Regions from separate parts of the Homo sapiens genome. Here region 2 is linked to region 1. A link is a contact called in ENCODE Hi-C or POLR2A ChIA-PET data. All regions are on one chromosome and are shown on one strand. The core of a region is the stretch at or near the end of the contact, and the rest is flanking DNA. Distances in the headings are between cores, read along the strand shown. Region 1 holds the start of CASP4 (caspase 4). Region 2 has its middle 160 kb from the start of LINC02552.

The links. Hi-C counts contacts between places; a loop is a spot of excess contacts on that map. ChIA-PET counts read pairs that join two places held with the same protein, here RNA polymerase II (POLR2A).
Region 2: a loop to region 1 is called in a map of PC-9, with 21 times the contacts of the local background. The contact joins the enhancer-like site here to the promoter of CASP4 in region 1. A Hi-C loop is called at or near these places in 1 of 168 maps with a recorded cell type or tissue (PC-9). POLR2A ChIA-PET finds 5 or more read pairs at or near these places in 2 of 52 experiments (HCT116 and PC-9).

What each region holds. Positions count from the first base shown.
Region 1 is chr11:104,965,953-104,971,145 of GRCh38, forward strand. CASP4 (caspase 4) reads right to left here and starts at 2,622. Exons shown (of 9, transcript NM_001225.4): 1 at 2,567-2,622. The coding sequence starts at 2,573. It overlaps LOC124902813 (a long non-coding RNA gene), which reads left to right. Exons shown (of 2, transcript XR_007062986.1): 1 at 1-2,208; 2 at 2,333-2,628. RefSeq lists an enhancer at 2,422-3,621.
Region 2 is chr11:104,449,126-104,453,913 of GRCh38, forward strand. No RefSeq gene overlaps it. Among named protein-coding and RNA genes, the nearest start is that of LINC02552, 160 kb to the right of the region's middle. RefSeq lists an enhancer at 2,507-3,706. Within about 2 kb of position 2,871, at least 6 of the 41 ENCODE cell types and tissues checked have a DNase peak (open chromatin) inside an H3K27ac peak, as active enhancers do; they include HCT116 and PC-9, where a contact is called at or near this core.

The DNA of each region.
Region 1 (5,193 bases), core at 1,372-3,871:
AGAAAACCTCACTTTGACACCCTATGATTCCATCTCCCACCTGAGTAATCAGCACTTCCTACTTCCCAAGCCCCTAGCTGCCAAATTATCTTTAAACGTTCTTATTTCTGAATGCTCGGGGAGACTGATTTAAGTAATAATAACACTACCCTCTCCAGAACAGCCGGATCTGCGTGAATTACTCTTACGCCATTGCAATTCCCCTGTCTTGATAAATTGGCTCTGTCTAAGCAGTGGGCAAGGTGAACCCACCTGGTGATTACAAATTCTTAATAGCAAACCAGGTAAGTTTGATTTCATTTAATAGATGATAGTTGCATGTTGGATATTTCAACAGAAGGAAGGCATGTTCATTCCCCTATCCATTCAGGTATATTTAATGAGCATAAATTCTTGAAACTTACTCTGCTGTTATTGGGGGTACCACTTTGGCAGCATGTCTGTACACTTTGAAGTTTGCAGTCAAGTGGAAAAATACATATGCAAATAAGTAAAATGAAAAATATTATAAGAATGTAAATAATTAGCAGAAGCTCAAGAAAAGCATAAGCAAAGTGTGTCTCAGGTACAGCTGTCCAGAGAAGGGAGGGCTTGGCACTGAGACCTGAAGGACTGGTAGGAATTTGTCCCCTGGAAAACTAGGAGCTGGTCTTTTGGCAGAGAGCAGTAAGGAAAAAAGCACAAAGGCTTGAGGGTGTCTCGTGTAACCAGAAAACTGGGAGAGCTGGGCTTTAGAAGGAATAGAAATGTGAGGCCAGGACTGAAGTGGCAGTGATCAGAGACAGGGCAAGTATTTGAAGATGTTTGCAGAAAGTTAGATTAATGGCAGAGTTTGAGAGTCATGCCAACCTGAGACCACTCCTCTCAACAGACTTTTGACCTAAAGCATATTTTGGAGGCATTCTCTAAGTATCCCCTTCAACTACAATATGGAAATAATAGCACAACTGTATTGATTGATGTTAAATATTAAATCAGAGAGAGTGCATGAATTAGCTATCATATGGTAAGTATTTTTTAAAGAAATGGTTACTATAGATTATTTTTTGTTATTATAATAATCACTGAATGAAAGCTGCAGTGATAATAAAAATGGCAGGAATCAATTAGAGGAAAAAACTTATCAGGACCACAGTTTTGGTTCCAGGCAAAGTGATGTAATGCTTAAACACATTACAGGATACAATTCCTCAAGAGTTTAAGGTAATAATAGCTGTCTACATTTGGTTGTTTATAATTATCAAACCACGACTTGTTTTTGACTAGTGGCTTTCAATTTACCCTATCTTTATCTAATGATCCCTTGATTCCAGAGCTTAAGTTAAATGTTGTGAAGTTAGACATAAACCCCGGAGAGAATTGTTCTATAGGGAGAATCAAAGGAGTAAAGAAACAACAACAAGGTAATATGAGTGAAGTAAATACAGTATTTTTTTATGAAGTTGAAATCATGCTTTACAAAGATTAATGGAAAAACTGGATACACATGTTTCAAAAGGTAGAAAAAATTGTCTGAAAGTTCAGATAGTAAAAAAGAGAAAAGGCAATAGGGAGCCACTGTATGTCCCTGAGCAAAGTTAATTACATTAATAGATCACTAGCAGATAAGCAGAGAGTGTTAACTAACTGGTCAACTTTCCTAATAGAACAAACCTATGTCAAGTCAGTTTCATAAGAATTATGTGACGATCTTCAAAGGTAATAAATGCCTGCAGGGTATTTAAGATTGAGCTATTCGCGGTGAGGAAGGGGGTAGTCATCTGACTTTTTTTATATGACTACAGATTGCTGCGATATGTTATAAGGTTTAGAATTCACTGATCTAGTCCAATTTCTTCCTTTTCCTGTGAGGAGAATGAAGCCAAAGAAGCGTTATGACCTGCTGGAATACTAGCTGCCTAAGTAACTCTATCCCTTAGGCTTTTTCAGCTTCTGTGTATAAGACAGGTGACCTAAAAGTTGTGTGCAGAATGGATTGGAGAGTTAAGTCCTGGAGGGAAGGATACCAGTTAAAAACAATAACAACGGCAAAACAAAACAACTGTGATATTAACCCATGAAATATTATATTAAAGTAGTCAGTATCAGGACCAACGAGAAAGAGGAAAAAATTGAATCACTTTAAACAGACCAAGAATGTAATTCACAATAAGAGATGTCGAAGAAGATAACAATTCAGAGGCTCTCAGATCTGATTCTGCGAAAAAGGTTTGTGATCTGGGCAATTAATTTGGAATCAAAAGAAAGATTTCAGAGTGCATTTCGAAACTTCTAGAATTGTCTCACACAAATAACTTCCTCTGGCTTTCTTTACCCTCCCTTTGATTACCAGAAGCTGAAAGAAAGGAATTAACTTCTTTCTGGCTCAAAGACATCTGGAAAACATATGACCTCCGTCAATATCTCTAACACCAGGTCCCATGATTCAAACTACACACAATCAGTAAGAAAAGGAATTCAACATGTGTGCTATCGGCTCACTTCCTTTCTTGTGTTTATTTCAGAGCAATAAATCAAGTGTTTTCTAAGTTCCTACTCCCAAACTCCTAGTCAGAAAAGGACTCACCTGCCATAGGGAACAGCCTCTGTCCTTTTTTACAGCGTTGGAAAGAGCCTCAGAGTCAAAAATGAAAGTAAACTATGTATTTCCTTATTGCAAAGGGCGGAAACGTGTAATTACAGATTGTGAAACTGCTGCTCAGAATTCCAGACTCATTATCAGGAAGTGCCTTGTCATCAGCAAATTGGCATCCAATTACTGGAATTTAGTTTCTGACTTGGGGGAAAAAAATGAAAATGACAAAATATTATCCTGTGGGTTGACACCTCAGCTTGTTTCTTTTCTTGTTTCCTGTGGCCACCCAAACTTCTTCTATCCATCTGTCTCTTCTCTTCCTGATCTCTCAGTTTTTCTTTCTCTGATTACAAAGAACGACAATGACTGAAGAAGTTTAATCTAACAACTCTTTTTCATTTCCTGATAAGAATTAACCCAATAGTTCATATTTCCAGCTTTTTGGGCAGGCACTGAGCTGCAGGAGTTTTTACATAGTCCAGCAGCTCCCGGAACTCTAGTGAGGCAGGAGTCCCGTCCACTCCCATGGAAAGGGGGCTGAAGCCAGGGAGCAAAATGGCCTTGCAGCAGGTCCATTCTCACAGAAGCCTGCAAGCTTAGATCCGCTGGATTAGAATCCCCACTAGCCAGCATAGCAGCCTGGAGTACGCCAGAGATGACCGAGTTCCCCAGGGGAGGGGCGACTGCCATTACTGCAGCTCTAGTCAGCGGTTTTTCCCTACCAGTGCTAGGGAGGCTGGGCAGATTGGACTGGGCAGCAGTCTTCACAGTGCAGCACAGCCGCTGTGGCAGATCATGGCCAGACTGCTTCTTTAGGTGGGACCGGGATCCATCCCTCCTCTCCCGGCAAGAAATGCTTGCAGGAATTTCAGCAACTCCACCTAGAGTTTACAGACAGAGCTCTCATTTCCCTGGTACAGAGCACCTGCGGAGAGGGGCAGCTGCGGTCTCAGGTTCAGCCAACTTAATCTTTCCTGCCTGCTGGCTCTGAAGAGTATCAGCGATCCAGACAAGGGGGATTCCCCCAGCCCAGTGCACCATCTCTGCTAAGGGATAGCCAGACTCTTTCCTTAAGTGAGTTCCTGATCCTGGGCCTCCTGACTGGGTTAGACCATTCAACAGGGGTTGCCAGACACCTCATACAGGAGAGTTCCAACAGGCGTCAGGTCAGTGATCCTCTGGGAAGAAGCTTCCGGAGGAAGGAGGAGGCAGCACTCTTTGCTGTTCTGCAGCCTCCATTGGTGATACATAGGTGAACAGTGTCTGGAGTAGATCCTCAGCACACTGCAGCAGACCTGCAGAGGAAGGGCCTGAATGTTGGAAGAAAAACAAAAAAAAATAAAACAACAATAACACAGCATCAACAAAAAAGACCCTACAAAAATCCCATCCAAAGGTCAACAGCTTTAAAGATTAAAGGTAGATAAATCCACAAAGATGACGAAAAACCAACGCAAAACCGCTGAAAATTCCAAAAGCTGGAATGCCTTTTCTCCTCAAATGATTTCAACACTTCTCCAGCAAGGGCACAAAACAGGGCTGAAGCTGAGATGGATGAACTGACAGAAGTAGGTATCAGAAAGTGTGTAATGACAAACTTTGCTGAGCTAAAGGATTATATTCTAACCCAAGGCAAAGAAGCTAAGAACCGTGATAAAAGATTACAGGAACTGTTAATTAGAATAACCAGTTTAGAGAGGAATACAAATGACATGATGGAGCTGAGAAACACAGCGTGAGAGCTTCATGATTCAAACACAAGTATCAATAGCCAAATCAACCAGGCAGAAGAAAGAGTATCAGAGCTTGAAGACTATCTTGCTAAAATAAGGCAGGTAGAAAAGATTACAGAAAAAAATAAAAAGCAATGAACAATACCTTCCAGAACTATGGGACTATGTAAAAAGACCAAACCTATGACTGATTGAAGTACCTGAAAGAGATGTGGAGAATGGAGCCAAGTCAAAAAACACACTTCAGGATATCATCCAGGAGAACATCCCCAACCTAGCAAGACAGGTCAACATTCAAATTCAGGAAATTCAGACAGTCCCAGTAAGATACTCCACAAGAAGATCAATCCCAAGACACATAATCGTCAGATTCTCCAAGGTTGAAATGAAAGGAAAAAATGTTAAGGGCAGCCAGAGAGAGAGGCCAGGTCACCTACAGAGGGAAGCCCATCAGACTAGCAGTGGAATTCTCAGCAGAAATCCTACAAGCCAGAAAAGACTGGAGACCAATATTCAACATTAATAAAGAAAATAATTTCCAACCCAGAATTTAATGTCTGGCCAAACTAAGCTTCATAAGTGAAGGAGAAATAAAATCCTTTTCAGACAAGCAAATGCTGAGGGATTTTGTCACCACCAGGCTTGCCTTGAAAGACATCCTGTAGGAAACAGTAGTCATGGAAAGGAAAATCTGTTAGCAGCCACTATAAAAACACACTAAAATACACAGGCCCATGACACTATGAAGCAACTACATTAACAAGTCTGCAAAATTAACCAGGCAACATCATGATGACAGAATCAAATTCACACATACCAATATTAACCTTAAAATAAATGGGCCAAATTCCCCAATTAAAAGACACACAATGGCAAGCTGGACAA
Region 2 (4,788 bases), core at 1,621-4,120, 520 kb before region 1:
CACGTTACTTGGGGAGAACTTTAAAATATAGCTTAGTTAGTACTACCTGCTGACCATTTAATTCTCTTGTGTTGTTGTATACAGTTTGCCGTGATTGGAATATGGTTGTATTTTATTTATATATTCTATTCAATATAACTGTGAAAAATACATGAATTAATAATACATTACAGATTCATAAAAGTGATTCATCTCAGCATACCTTTTTTATCTTTTAGACCACAAAGGTGCAGTAAATGATGTCCTGGAGGAGTTACATCACATTTCACATGTCTAGGGGTGTCACTTGTCATTAACATGCTCAAAGTATCTAAATCAATGAGCCATGAAGTGTTTGAGCAAGCTGGGAGAAATTCACTACGTGAATTTAATTATTTTCCTAATTACAAAAATATACGCATTTGAGAGAAATGTGTTAGATTGCTGGAGTGCTTTTCCATAGCCAATGGGCACATGTTTGTGTATCTGTGGGAAGGCTTTCTATCTGATGTGACTGATTGGTTTAAGAGATGATTAATATTTTAGTATTACCAAAGATTTTTTAAATAGGAAATGATTTCATTGGCTTTATAAACAAGCTAAAACTATAATTCATTTACTTTTGGCCAAAGTCATTCCAAAAATATATTAACTAGTCTAAATGTAAAAGTTTAATTACTTTTTTACCTACTTTTGCATACAGATTTTAGAAGTACCCTATGTTTATACATTAAAGATCTATTTATAGGTACTATTGCTTAAATGTGTTTCAAAATATATTTATCCATATCTCTAGCTCAGTGTCTAGGACATTGCCTCATGCAGAGGATGACCAATAAACATTTGATGCAAGAGTTAATAGTTATTTTTTTCAAATATGTAACATACTCATTAATACTTTTATATCCCACAATATCTAAGGAATATTAGAATTAAATTTGGTTCAAAGGTTTTCTTGACAAAACTAAGAAATATATTATTAATTTTGTGGTAAAAAAGGTTAAAAATGATATATGACATATTTCTTTCTTATATTGGTTATTGGTAATAGTATTTTTTCATTCACATCTTGTGTTTTGGCACTGGATGCCTCTTGGGGGCAAATAATCAGAAATTAACAATGATCTTCAAAGTAAAATGCTCTGTGAGAATCTGTGAACAAGCTTGCAAATGACACATTTCTATCCCCATTTTCATAAATGTCTATTGCTATTAACATCACTAATTAATATTGTGCCACAGAGAGATTTGCATCTTTCTGAAAATTATTTCTCACATAAAGCTTAGCATAAAGAAAATTTAATGGAATGAAATGATGCTGTGGTATGTTGACCTTGTATATCGGTGCTGACCCTCTTTTATACCTGCTTACCAATCACTCATTAACCTTTTGTCCTGTTCTTTTCAAATCCTATGTTGATAGCCTAATAATCATGAACAACTTGGTTGTGTTTAATTGCAATTTATCAGCTAATATTGATATCCATCTTGATAAATTGTGAGACGATAAAATACAATTACTTTGTATAGTCTGTGTTCAGATGTAACCAATGTAAAAGAGACCTGACTTAGCCTCTTTTTATGAAGACTTTTCTCTTTATAATATGGTATTGATAATAACAGACTAAATTTGTCTTCATGTATGCCCTTTAGAGAGATGGAGGGCAGGCTAACCTGGCAGGCAGGCCTGTCAATTCACCAGCACTATGTTGATTTCCAGGAGGTCTGCCCCCTTGGAAGGCCAAGTACAAACACCAGAGGGCCAAGAGCAGAATATTCTGTGTTTATTATATGTCAGGAATTATGCTTGGGGTATTATATTATTTTCTCAGTTAAGTCTTACAGTAGAATAGATGGCTAAATGCTATTATTTTGTTTTATCAATAGAGAAACTGAAACTCAGTAAGTCAAATAGTAATTCTTGAGTAAGATTCAGAGGAAAATTAAAATTTGGTCTAATCATAAAGTTTATGTTCTTAACTGTTAAGCTTTAGCCCCTGGGACAGAAAAACAGTTTGAAAACATATATGTATATGAACTTTACAGTGACTCCAGCTTTCTTAACCACAGAGAATTCACCCACCAACGGAAGAAGAAAGTTATGGAAGCTACTAGGTAATTTCCTTTAGGTAATAATATCCTTGTACCCTTCCCAAATGTGTCCCATTCTACCTTTCCTCTGCCCAGTCTATCTGACTATGATCCTTGGCAAGGCACTGGGAATCGGGCTCTCATTCTGTTCCTGGCCTTCTGGTGTTTGTACTTGGCTTTCCTGGAGTGTGGCTGCTGGCTACTGACAGGTTTGCCTCTAGTTCCGCCCCTTGGAAGTGAAGACAAGTGCTGTTGAATTGACAGACCCACTTGGCAGGTTAGCCTCCCTTCCATCTTTCTCAAGGGCATATCTGGAGACAAATTTAGTCTGTTACTATCAGCATGTTATGAAAAGAAAAGTCTTCATTAAAAAATGAGTTTAAGGCAGGTGTCTTTTACATTGGTTTGTGAATCTTGGCGTAAAAATTTGTCTCTGGACTCAACATCCTTAACCCTTTCCATAAAAATGTGTTTTCTCAAGATAAAATGAACTTTGCATTCTGTTCACTCTGGGATTCTATATTTTTAGCTTTCCTGTGATTTTACTCCCCATCTTTTTGTTGTTGGATGTTGTCTCCCTGGCTTCCATGCCTGGTTACAGACACTGACAAACTACTCTTGTTATCTGCAGACGGGTAAGTATTTTATAGTTCAAGAATGTGAATGGCTGAGTTAAATTCTTGAAATGTATCAAAATAAGAATAATCTCCCTTCATATGATATTATATAGAAATCACCTCTACAGATATGTTCTGGAGGAATATTTATTCTGGCTGTTTTCCAAAATCCTCTTGGGAAATTTCAGCTGGCTAGTGAGCACTGGACTGAGAGATGATGTCAAATCCTGCCTCTGCTATCTTCTAGTTATTTTACCTCCAAGTGAGTCACATCAGTTTTATTCTTTTTTTTTTTTTTTTTTTTTTTTTTTTAGCAGAGTCTCACTCTGTTGCTTAGGCTGGAGTACAGTGGCGTGATCTCAGCTCACTGCAACCTCTGCCTCCTGGATTCAAGCGATTCTCCTTCCTCAGCCTCCTGAGTAGCTGGGAGTACAGGCATATGCCACCACGCCCAGGTAATTTTTGTATTTTTAGTAGAGATGGGGTTTCACCATGTTGGCCAGGGTGGTCTTGAGCTCCTGACCTCAGGTGATTCACCTGCCTAGGCCTCCCAAAGTGCAGAGATTACAGGCATGAGCCACCACACCCAGCTGAGTCACATCAGTTTTCTATACTTTGTTTCCTCATTTGTAAAATTGGTAAATAATGAGTGGATTTTAACTCTCTTGATCCTGGGGTATAGTCTTGGGAAAAAATGGGTTTGTTCCAGAATATAAAAGCTTATTTATAACCCTGTGTCCTTTGGGGCTCAGGATCTCACCTTTCCTTTTCTTAAAGGCACTGATTCTCTACCTCTGGTGCTTAGTACCACATTGAGATTTTCTGTCCCCATGGAAACAATGAAATTGAAGCATTACTCATGTCCCAGAAAGTGGTGTGTGAAGACTTGTATGTCCAGAAGAACCACCAGCTTCCAAACTTGTGTTTGCTGGTGAACTATAGAAGAAAGGAATGTGGCTCACATTTTACTCCAGTTATGTAACTGCCTTTGTAGATTAAATTCATATTCAACATTACCTTTGGCCATTGACATAAAAGCTGCTGTAGCTCCACTATATCCTTCTTTGCTATATTCCTCCAAAAGAATGAAAAAGTTCATGTATGATAGGCTGACTATGACCACAGTGAGGGTGAAATGGAGACACAGGTATTGAGGCTGTTAATGTTTTCTCTCCTTTGTCTGGTCTTGTTTTTTTTTTTTTCCCAGTCTTCTACGCCTAGCATTCCAAATCCAGGGATTTAGTGATTTTTAGCAGTCCTTCTCCTGCTTAAAATTATTCTAACACACCTGATGCTATTTGTACCCAAATTCCTTATTTCCCTCCTTCCTGGATTACTTTCCTTATCAACTAGTTGTTGGAGGGAAAGTGAGAGATTAAATTCATTTCTTGTATATGTAAAGAGCTCAGAGCTTCTTATAAGTTGAACTTTGTATTGAAAAAAGGATTAACACATCACAAAAGAAAAAAGAAAAATACCAGTGATGGGGAATTTTCTGGTTTTATAAAATTCTAGATAGTTGAGATAGAAAAAACATATTTTAAAAAACAGAATAGTTTTTCTAGGGCCTCATAAATCACAGCACGGGAGTGTCTAGCTCCTTTACTTACCTTTATACCATACACTTTATGGTTATAATCTTTAAACATAAACACACAAAACCCTCTCTGTTTCATCCTTTTCTACTAAATGTCAATTGCTAGTTCCCTTGTTTAACTTCATATTTAGTTCAATACTTTTACTTTTGTCTTCACAGTATAAGTTTTATCTTTAACCCTGGGGATTTTAATAATAATCTATTGTTTTTGAAATGATTATGTTTTCAAGATTTAGTATTCTGGGAAACTTAATATTAAATCAAAGTTTGAACTGTTCACTCAATATTACTCTATGAATTTATATTAAAAAGCTCTTAATACTCAGGTATTAGGATAAACTTACACTGAACCCAAAGTAACTCAGTCTTTAAAAACTTTCAGTACACCCATTTCCCTTTTATTATTGATAAAGCTAACAATTATATCTTGATGATCTAGAACTATATAGATAACGTTTTTTAATAAATGCCGAGTTCTCATTTCCTGAATCACCTTCATTCTTT